2 separate regions of the Mus musculus genome follow, and region 1 is linked to region 2. A link is a contact called in ENCODE Hi-C or POLR2A ChIA-PET data. All regions are on one chromosome and are shown on one strand. The core of a region is the stretch at or near the end of the contact, and the rest is flanking DNA. Distances in the headings are between cores, read along the strand shown.

The links. A loop is a pair of places that touch in the nucleus more often than their neighbours do. ChIA-PET counts read pairs that join two places held with the same protein, here RNA polymerase II (POLR2A).
Region 1: a map of gastrocnemius shows a loop between it and region 2 (2.2-fold over the local background). The contact joins the promoter of Klhl33 here to the promoter of Olfr750 in region 2. A Hi-C loop is called at or near these places in 1 of 37 maps with a recorded cell type or tissue (gastrocnemius). POLR2A ChIA-PET finds 5 or more read pairs at or near these places in 1 of 5 experiments (Patski).

The regions. Positions count from the first base shown.
Region 1 is chr14:50,894,578-50,900,485 of GRCm38, reverse strand. It overlaps Klhl33 (kelch-like 33), which reads left to right and starts at 3,003. Exons shown (of 4, transcript NM_001370764.1): 1 at 3,003-4,038. The coding sequence starts at 3,303.
Region 2 is chr14:51,069,378-51,074,870 of GRCm38, reverse strand. It overlaps Olfr750 (olfactory receptor 750), which reads left to right and starts at 3,429. Exons shown (of 1, transcript NM_207558.2): 1 at 3,429-4,560. The coding sequence starts at 3,480. The coding sequence ends at 4,475.

The sequences.
Region 1 (5,908 bases), core at 1,754-4,253, 170 kb after region 2:
GACCAGGCATTCAAACAGAGGAGAGTGTGAGGACTGTGGTGGTTTGAATATGCTTGGCCCTGGGAGTGGCACTATTAGGGGGTGTGGCCTCGTTGGAGAAAGTGTGTCATTTTGTGGGTGGGCTTTGTGAGGCTTCTCCTCGTTGCCTGGAAGCCAATCTGATGTTTGCCTTCGGAACAAGATGTAGAACTCTCAGCTCCTCCAGTGCCATGCCTGCTTGGACACTGTTGTGCTTCCTGCCATGATGATAATGGACTGAATCTCTGAACCAGTAAGCCAGCCCCAATTAAATATTGTCCTTTATAAGACTTGCTTTAGTCATGGTGTCTCTTTACAGCAGTGGAAACTCTAACTAGGACACGGGCCATTCTTATGAAAACCACTATATGTTTAGATCTCACTGAGAAGCTCTGTCAGGAAACAGGGTTGAACTCCACCTCCATTTCACACCTAAATAGATTTGTCTCAAAGTGTCCTCCGTGGACCCTTATCTGGGTATAAACTGGCCTCCCTTGCCTCTGTGACACAAAGAAAAAACGACAGCAAGCATCTAGGAATGTTTAAAACATTGTGATTTTGTGAACAGCTAAGGTAAGCCATTTCAGGGAAGGGTGATTATTGTTTATTCCTTGATGTGGAAGTGTCATCCGCGGGAAGTGGAAGCCAGAACCCCGGCTCAACTGCAAAAATAAAGCTCTCAGTTGCCAGCTGTGGCTGACTGCCTCAGTTTCTTTCTTTGGATTGATTTGGTGATGTTTTCTATCTGTTGTTTGCTGCTTATTCTTTTACTTAGTGACCTCACCCAAGAGACATTCTGCTGTGCCCATGACCCCTGATTTGCCTGAACTGGCTACCTCAATTAGCCTCCAGTTGATTTCTGCTGGATGATCATGGGTGCCCATTTGGTAGTATTTTGCTGTCTACTGATTCTGTCTCCTACCTGCCATTTATTCTTTTAATTTTATTTGCTATATATTTAATAAACTCATTCATTAAAAACTGGAAGCATGGCTGTTGAGGATCATTCTTCAGACCGTACACAGCACTTGCTAAGTCCTTTGAACTTCCTCTGTCTCTATTCCCTGAAAGTTTGAGGTCATAATTGAAGCTCTCTGCTTATTAGTACTAAAACCATTAAAACAATACATACAGGGCTGGAGTGATGGCTCAGCGGTTAAGAGCACTCACTGACTGCTTGCTCTTCCAGAGGTCCAGAGTTCAATTCCCAGCAACCATGTGGTGGCTCACAACCATCTGTAAATGGGATCCGATACCCTCTTCTGGTGTGTCTGAAGAGAATGACAGTGTACTCATATACATAAAATAAATAGATAAATAAATCTTTGCCGGGCGTGGTGGCACACACCTTTAATCACAGTACTTCGGAGGCAGAGGCAGGAGAATTTCTGAGTTTGAAGCCAGCCTGATCTACAGAGTGAGTTTCAGGACAGCCAGGGCTACACAGAGAAATCCTGTCTCAGAAAAACAAAACAAAACAAAACAAACCCCAATACATACAGAGCCAGTGAAATATTCCAAACCTTAAAATCCTCTCGAAATGACCACATAAAATTGTTTATTTTAAAATCTTAAACTTTCAGGAACCATTCAGGTTCAGGAAAGGTTATTTGGAAACTGATGTAGGGGAATTTGGGTCTCTTGATTACTTTTCTGATCCTGCCTGATTGCATTTAAACAGACCCCAGAGAAGGGGCAAAGAGTTCAGACCAAAGATCTAGCCAGGTTGTAGTCACCAGCATTTGATGACAGTCACCAGAAAATTGACGGGCAACTTGTTTCTTTTTTTTTAATATTCATTTATTTTATTTATATGAGTACACTGTAGCTGTCTTCAGACACACCAGAAGAGGGCATCAGATCCTATTACAGATGGTTGTAAGCCACCATGTGATTGCTGGGAATTGAACTCAGGACCTCTGGAAGAGCAGCCAGTGCTCTTAACCACTGAGCCATCTCTCCAGCCCCGGCAACTGGTTTCTATAACCCAGGCTCTAGGCCCTACATGGCTACTGACCCTGTCCTTACTAAGGCAGACTTCAGTCTCAGGGTGGAGTATGAAGAAAACATCAGTTGGTATCCAGCAGGCAGCTCTGAGTGCTGGCAGTGTGACTTGGGAGAAGAGAGTTCAGAGCTTCCATTGGTGGACACCCTGATGAAGCCATCCTTGAGAAGCATTGGTCCAACTGGACCTGCAGCCTCACTTCTGTTCCCTTCTATGGTTTAGAGGCATGTCTAACAACATGATATAAGCTTCCTCTTTCTGAAGAATCTGAAGAGGAAATCCACTAGTGAGTTCAAATTCTCTTAGAGCATGGCCAGGAGGCCGGGGGGTGGGGGGCGGTTAGGGAAGGACAAGAGCCATTAGAGTTTAACTTTCTGGCAGTCCTAGTGGTACCTGCATATAATCCCTTCACAGGAGATTTCCACCAGAGTTCAGGACTTAAGGGAAGTGGAGGCCACATAGAAGACATTACCTGTTAAAACCAGTTCCTAAAAATACACATCTCTGATTTACACCTTCAGTTTGGTTATCACTGCTGTGTAAAGTGTTAGGCTTTTGGTCCACCCTCTGGGGTTATGAAGGAACAGCAAAGTCAGGCAGATGTTAAGAGATATTTCCCCCCCAAATCCCACAGCTATGATGGAGGAAGATGAGTCAAATGTTAATTGTTTATAGTCTAGACTTTCCAGACTCCCTCACTAGCCTCCTGTCACCTCCAGCCACCAACTGGGAAAACAGTCAGTCCTTCTGGCCTGGCTCACTCTACCCAACGTTTGCGTTCCCTTTGCTTTGCAATTTTCCCCACTCAACACACTCTTGTGACCTACAGGTTTGGAAGGAGGGAAAGGGGAAGTCATCCCAGGACTTGGCCCAGTGCATTGAGTGTCAGCTTCCAGCACTGAGAGATGAGGGTTTAGCCCTCAGGCTAGCTATAATTAGCCAAGTGCGGGCACTGCTAGGATCCGTACACAGCAGTCCTAAGCAGACTGGGAACTCAAGAGAGGGCAAGCAGAAGCCCGGTGTCTCCTGCCTGGGATTAAAAGAAAACGAGTGGAAAGCGGGGCTTTGTCCTGAGCCAGATGGCTACAGGCGTTTGTGGTTCTGTTGCACTTGGTGAACCCTATGGTTAGTTAGCGCCATATAGCCCAAAGTTAGTGTGTCACCGGACGGAGTGAGGGACTGACAGCTGAATTGAAGACAGTTCTGTTTTCCTGAGTGCTGCTCAGGTATACTTCTCTCATGCCTGGGCACCTGCGGCAACCTCACAAGCGTCTGGAAGATGGCAAGCCTTTCCTCAGACTTGGAGCATGTCTCCCTTCCTATCGAGAAGGACAGTCTTGAACTACCTGTGCCTGCCGGAAGAACCTTCTCCCGGTCTCCCTCTTCCGATGAGGATCCCGGCTTGTTTTCCTTTTCTCTGGCAGAGCCTGACCCACCTAGCCCCTTCGTTTCAGGAAACCTTCCCTTTCTAGCTTCATCTCCGGAGAAAGGGAAGAAGCAGGATGACAGCGACGACTCAGCGGAGCCTGAGATGCTGTGCAGCGTGGAGCACCCCTGCCAGTTCTTCGCTGAAGCGCAGAGACTGCGGGAGCAGAAGCTGCTGCTGGATGAAGAGGTGTCTGTGGGGGGACAGGTATATGGGGTGCATCGGGTGATCTTGGCTGCAATTAGCAGCCTCTTCCGAGGCAGGCTGCTGAGCGGTGGGGGTCAGCAGCCCAGTTTCAGCCTTGATGTGACCCCGAGGGGCTGGGAGGCTGCGCTGACCTTTGCCTACGAGGGGGTGCTGGGCCCCGCCTCACAGGACGAAGTGCTGGCTGCTGCAGAGGCGCTGGGAGCACCCCGGGTGAAGAAGGCGGCCCAGCTGAAGCCAGAAGGACTTGGTAAAGCCAGGGGAAATGAAAAGAAGCTCAGCCAGGCAGAGGAGCTGAGGGAGAATCTGCACAGCATTGAGCGTCTGTATCGAGAGGGCATCGGGTGCGACTTGGAGCTGGAGGCAGAGGGCTACCGCCTGCGGGGTGAGAGTCTGTGAGACAACTGCCAAAAATGCATGTTTTGCTTGTTTTGCGGTGGTAGGGATGGAACCTAAGGCCTTAATTCCACTCTACCATGGATCCACACCCCCTAGCCTTGCGAAATAGTTTTGTATTATTGCTTCAGCAAGAATGTCCTTTTTGGTGCTTCTCCAGAGCCACCAAGAAATGCACATGCGCAGTTGAATTGTTTTCCTAGACACCCGGACAGATTTGAACTGATAGATAGTTCAGGCAGTTTCCCCCCCCCCCCCCCCTCCCTGGTAGCTAGAATTTCCAGCCAGATGGCTAGGGCTTAGAGTACAGTCCATGGCAGCAAAACAGGGAGAAAGAGACTGACTCAAACAAATTAGCTAGAGCCTTTTGGCATCTACTCAGCACACAGCAAAGGGCAGCCGAGGCCATCAGTACAAGTTTCCCAGTGTGTCCTTTGTCCTAGGTGTGTTTGACTCTGGCAGCAGACTTCAGTCTGCTTCCCCTGTGCGGTTATCCCCTATGCAGTTATACCAGGATATGTCTGACCTGGGAAATGGAGTCTGTCGGAGACACAACAAAGCTTAAAGTTACAATAGATTTGCTTAGAGATTACCTAGTTCAGGGCTAATAATTTTCAAATGAAGAAATCAAGCAAACTGTGGTGACTTATGTCTGTAATTCCAGCACTAAAGAGACTGAACAAGAGGACTGCCCAGAATTTGAGGCCAGCCTATGCTACATAGGCCAGTGTGGACTATATTGGGAGTTCCTATCTCACAAACCAAAATGAAAAAGGAAAGAGAAAAGAAACCTAGTAGTGCCTTGTGACCTCTACCTGTAACACTTAGGAGGCTGAAAAAGGAGGACTGGCATGAGTTCAAGACCAGCCTAGACTGACTCCAACATGCCCACTCACAGCACTAAGTGCTTAGTGAGGTTACTCTAGAGGAAAGTCAGCCCTAAAGGTTTCCTACATTTCCTGTGGCACTAGCAAAAGGGTGATACTTCAACATTTCATAGTAGCTATAACATTCTCACTAAGGAATGAATTTAAACCTATGTATTCATGCCGCTGTGTGGGAACCCATCACTTTAAGTCGTAGGCTCCAGTGATGAGTAGCAGGGAGATCCCAAGTGGCTGTGAGCTTTTCACAATCCACTCTCAGATAAAAATGTTGCTTGGCGATGTGAAAGCTGAGCTGGTTTAGCTCATTGTCCAGAATGTAGATTTTTGCCTCAGACAACATAGAGCAGGAAGCTGTAACTGATGTTTGCTGTTTGGGAAGTACCAGGCCACTACATACTGCATATGTATAAAGGAAACATCATTAGTATCCCTTTGAGAGATACACATTCTACAGCTGGTCAAAAGAGCATTGGAGTTATACAAATCACAGGGAGCATGGAGGCCTAAGGCTTTCTGAGATACTTTCTAGCAGAGTGTTTGTCTTTCTGTCACGAAACACTTCAAACACAAAGCAAAAAAAGAAAAAAAAAAGAAAAGAAGAGAAAAGAAAAGAAAAACACAAGCCTTCATCACACTGGCTTAACGATTAATATGCTACCATGTTCATTTCATCTCATTCTTTCTAGTTGACATCTTATTGAGGGATAGGTGTTCTAAAAACAAAGGAGAGGTGAGAGAGATGACTTGTGGTTAAAAGCTCTGTCTCATCTTCTAGAGGACACAGCTCAGTTCTCAGCATCCATACTGGACACATCACAACTGTCTTGAGAACCCATGCTCCTACACACACATTCACACATAGGTGCACACATAAGCATCATTGAAATAATAAAAATATCTTTTGAAAGGATATTTGAGCTTTTGCTTTCTGTTTTATTTCTCCTTTTGAAGAGTCTCACTGAGTTCCCCAGG
Region 2 (5,493 bases), core at 2,180-4,679:
GGGAGAGGAATTGGTAGGAGAATTGAATAAACTGAGGCTTGATCCTGAACAAGAAGCCACCAGGTCTTTAAGAAGGAGCCTATGGAACATGGAGATGAACACATGCCAGCTTGGACCTGAACAGGAAGCCACCAGGTCTTTAAGAAGGAGCCTATGGTACATGGAGATGAACACATGCAAGCAGATGCCCAGCATCCTTGACAATGTTTTGGGTACATGGAATTCCACATGATTGGCAGGATATAAAGTATATGGCAGGGAGACCCAACAGCAGAGAGGCGGTATGGACAGCCTCTTACTATCTCATCACACCCTTGGGTCTCCCATTATTTTCTACCATAGAACCCAAGGGGAAGAGTCACATTATCATTTTAAGTCCTCAGGGTGAAGAGGTGAAGTCTCTGTTGCTTGAGTTACAGACATTTCCCCCTGAGTGTCATGAGGAGCAAGGCGGTTGATGCTGGTCAGGTGCCATGAGTTCTCTCATTTCCGTGGTTCATGCTTCTCTTGCAGTTGCCTGACTTAGGATGGTTGATGTCAAGTGAAGAAAATATTCTTTGTCTCCTTTTCAGATTTACCAGGCCCAGGATCTAGGAAGTTATCATAGAATCACAAATTTTGAGGACCACTGGGACATGTTTGCACCCCAACTCTCTCTTTTATTGTCTTGCTGTCTGGGTAATTTCTCTCTCCCCAGCCCTGCTGCTCCTTAAGCTCCATATGTCTGGATCAAGTCTTATTTCTCCGCTGGAAACCAAAGTGGCACATGGAAGATTCTACCTTGTAATACAGCGATTTATTAGAGACCAATGACTTTAAGTGATTTTTCCCTGCACTCGATCTAAATCCAGGAGCCAGGAAGAATGTGATCTAAAAGCAAAACAATGGACATTCTATTCCTAAAGCCCGTCAAGTCAAAAAAAATATGTTTTTCAACCACTAGAGAGAATATCTATTGGTAAGTGTGTTGTACTCTTTTTTTTTTTTTTTTTAAACAGGGTTTCTCTCTATAGCCTTGGCTATCCTGGAACTCACCAGGCTGGCCTCAAACTCAGAAATCCACCTGCCTCTGCCTCCTGAGTGCTGGGAATAAAGGCGTGCGCCACCACTGCCCGGCAGTGTTGTACTCTTAAGGTAGAAGTAACAGTCCATGTTCACCCCCTGCCTTCTAGCTTCTGTTCTTGCAGTGACATTTTAGTGCTGAGACAATTGTCTTTCACATGAACTGTGCCTAAGTCAGCCCAGGACCCTGATCATTTTGTAGGAGCCATTCTATCTACAGAAGGAGACTGGGCCCTGAAGTTTGACTTGCTCCTGGTATAAGAAGGGGCAGTATATCCAGAAACAGTGTTTATATCCATCTCTGTGAATCCAAGGCTAACCTGGTCTATATAGCAAGGTCTAAGGTTACTTAGTGAGACCCTGACTCAAATCACTCAATCAGACAAACAGAACAGAGCAAATCTGTGAGGAACAATGTAACACCCTCCTCAGGGTCAGAAAAGCCCCTATGCTCACTAGGCAGGAGATCAGCACCAGAGGCTATGCCAAGGAGAAAAGAACCCAAGGGAAGAGGCCTTACCCGATTTCTTGTTTTCCCAAGTGCAGATTCATCCCCAGAGCTGCAAGGATACCAGGCTACACTCAGTTTCATAGTGCTGCAGGCTGCTGGAAGGGTGGGACGGTGGAGGTGATACTGACTTACAAACCGGGAAGATAAACGTTTCAGGGTCCTACCCTTATGAAATATCAAGGGCATTCTGGAGCAGGAGAGTCATCCCCCGTTACTTCAGATATAGATAGGCTCAGTCCAATGAGGTGGTTTCACAAGGAATGACAGAGAGCCAGGGGGGGAAAAAAATCTGCTTTGAGGTGCCCAGTGCCTTCTCATTACACTTCACTCTTACTTTCTGTTCTTAGGTCAAATGCTTTGCTTCGTGGAAGTGTTCTTGTCCCCTCAAGTGCTCAGTCCTATATTTTAGGCATCTCTTTCTTGAGAGCACTACTTACCCTCTAAGGCTCGTGTTTCACGTTCTTCCTAGCATTCTGTACATATCAGTAGCATTTCTTCGCTACTGGTCACAAGCCCTAATTTTTCTGTCATGTTAGGCATTGGACAGTGATCCAGCAACATGGCCTGTCTTTGAATCGCTAAATACAGAATGCGGCACATGGTGAGAGCAGAGGTAAAACTGTAGTCCTGACCTGCGCAGTGCGATTTCTGTAGATGCTGGAGGGAGAAGTGCCAGCGATGAGCCCCTAAGGCGGATAACCACAAAGCTCCTGTATCCTAGACGAAAGGGGCACGTGCTTCCCACTCCCGCATCTGAGATCCAGAGGTGAGAAGGGGGACCAGAGTAGAGAGTCAGGAGTCTAACATCTGCTGGGAATGGGACCGTTGTCCTAAAATGTCACTGCAAGAATGGGGTGTGTTCGGAACAATTTAGCTAGAGAAAAATCAACGCTCTGAAAATCAACCTTGATGTTTTGCTACTGAGAGTCTTTAGTTTTTTCTTTTCTTTAGTTTGTGTTTTCTGTTATCTTTTAGTGGAGACTTTTAGAGACAGCACTTTACAATACCATCAATTCAACCTTTTTTTTTTTTTTTAAGTTTGTGGGACTGGAATGGCTTGAATCTACTTCATTTCCAGTTTAATTAATTATAACAGTGATTTGCAATTCTGTTTCTGACAGCCTGTTTTTGAAAAGGCTTCAGATTCTGTCTCAGAAGGGAAAATGTCACAAATTGAAAAAAGGCCTCATGGGCTGATATTAATGTTAGCCGGGGCACTTAGCTTGAATGCAACCGAGTAAGTGAATGGATCAATATGGCTTCTTGCTATAGTCAGCCTCCTTTATGTGTACTACACTTACTTCAGAAATGCAAGTAGTTTGTGTCAATCTGAGTTTAGTTAGGTTCTTGGTTTATTGTGAAAATTCTCCATAAAAGGGGAGAATTGGTGTATCAAATACCCTGGTCTCTGCAGCTAATTGTTTAACTGGGTAACTGAAACCCAAGCAAGGACCCCATCTCTTGATCCGCTTCCAAACGTGGGGCAAGCCAAGCCTGGGCTTTGACTTTCGTCCTGATTTTCTCTGCCAGTTCGTTAGGTTGACACAGGAAACTTTTGAATCCTTTGTCCTGTTATTTCTCTTGCTCCTTACCAAAGTTTGTAATTGAAAAGCAGAGCGTAGGAGACCGGGGTGTGTGTAAACAGCAAGAATTCTAAAGCAGGAAATCAGCCGGAGCTCTGTTTCTTCACAAAATCTCATTCTCGTATTTTCACCCAACTCTGATGTTCAGAGATACTTTCCCCATCATAATGAAGAGCCATCAGTCGAGATTTGAGAACAAGATCGTTGAAGATATAGACTCCGGACGCTTTCCTAAGACGTGGCTACCCTTTAGGGGAAATTTCTCTGAGTTTCAGGATGGGTGATAGAACGTCGTTTCATCTTTACAGCTGGGAAAGATAATAATGGCTCCACGTGCGAACCAGAGTGTCGGCACTACGGAGTTTGTCCTGGCAGGCTTCCCGAATCTCAACAGCACAGGAGCGGAAGTGTTCTCCGTGTTCCTTTTCGTTTACCTGTTGACTCTAACAGGCAACACGTTGATTGTTGTCTTGGTGGGGGCGGATCACCGCCTGCAGACACCCATGTATTTCTTCCTGGCTAACTTGTCCTGCCTCGAGATTCTGATCACTTCTGTCATCATTCCGAAGATGCTGAGCAATTTCCTCTCGAGACGGCACACCATTTCCTTTGCTGCCTGTATCACTCAGTTTTACTTTTACTTCTTTCTGGGGGCCTCTGAGTTCCTACTGTTGGCCGTCATGTCTGTGGATCGCTACCTGGCCATCTGCCGTCCTCTGCATTACCCCTTGCTAATGAATGGAGCCGTGTGCTTTCGGGTGGCCTTGGCCTGCTGGATGGGGGGACTCCTCCCTGTGCTTGGCCCCACAGTGGCTGTGGCCTTGCTTCCTTTCTGCAAACAGGGTGCTGTGGTTCAGCACTTCTTCTGTGACAGTGGACCCTTGCTTCACCTGGCATGTACCAACACCACGAGACTGGAGGAGGCTGACTTTGTCCTGGCCTTTCTTGTCATCATGTCCTCGCTCACCATTACTGGTGCGTCCTATGGCCACATAGTCCTGGCGGTCCTGCGCATCCCCTCTGCTTCCGGTCGGCAGAAGGCTTTCTCCACCTGTACTTCTCACTTGATGGTGGTAACCCTCTTCTATGGAAGTGCCATTTTCCTCTACGTAAGGCCATCCCAGAGCGGCTCTGTGGATACTAACTGGTCTGTAACCGTGATAACAACATTTGTGACCCCTCTGCTGAATCCTTTTATCTATGCCTTGCGCAACGATCAAGTCAAGGAAGCTTTGAAAGAGATGTTCAGGAAGGTAGTCGCCAAGCTGTTAGAACAGTCTTTACTTGGGGATAGTTTGAGAAAGAAGACAGCCAGTTGAAAGCGTGGGGACTCAGTCTCAGGTCCACACATCTCCATTGCCAGCTTTTCCTTCATCATGAGAGGAGCCAGGACGAGCTTCAAGGAGAACAAGCCTACATTTCTCTTTCAAGCAAAATGAATTAACTCTATATTATGCGTCGTAATAACAACTCACACTATTTTCAATATCTTATTTTATTAATTATGTGCCTATGTGGGGAATATGGGGTATGCCATGTGAGACTAGGAGTCAGACAGAGATTCTCTGGTAGGTAGACAGGGAGAGGGACCACAGCTAGGTAATAAAGGTGACCAACTTCCAACATTGCTGTCTTTTCTTACCCTCCTGATCTGTTACAAAAACTTGGCAGCTTAAAACAAAGGCCTGGAAGGCTTTTTTCCCCCTTGCCAATAGGCCCCCAGCTGATAGACACAACAGTTATAGGCCAACCAACTATTCTTTCTTCAAACTGATCAACCCTAAATTAGGGGAGCGTGGTGCTTCCATGGACTCAAGTGTATGAATTCTTGGTCCATAGGGAGTAGCACTCTTAGGAGGTGTGGCCTTGTTGGAGTGGGTGAGGTCTCCTTGAAGGAAGTGTGCCACTAGGGGGCAGGCTTTGGATAAATTAAGATGGAATAGAGATGTTGGGCCCAACACTGAATCTAAAATCGATGACCACAACTTTGCTAAAACATAGGTCTCCAGTGTACTCCAGCATCTTCTTCTGTCCCCCAAGAGCACTGCATGCATGTGGCACACACACACACACACACACACACACACACACACACACACACACACACACGTAGCCAAAACACCCATACACCCAAAATAAAATAAAAATTAGAAAAACAAAGCTAAACAGTATGGCTTCATTAACAGAGTCACCAAGTTTACTCCAGATAAGGAGACCGCTTACGATCGTTTCTCTGCCTCGTGTCTGTGGGAGTAGAGTGGCCATGGCACAGGCTGAAAGGAATTCCAGGACCTACATAGGTTTCTCAATGTGCAACAGTAGCACTTTTTAGGACCC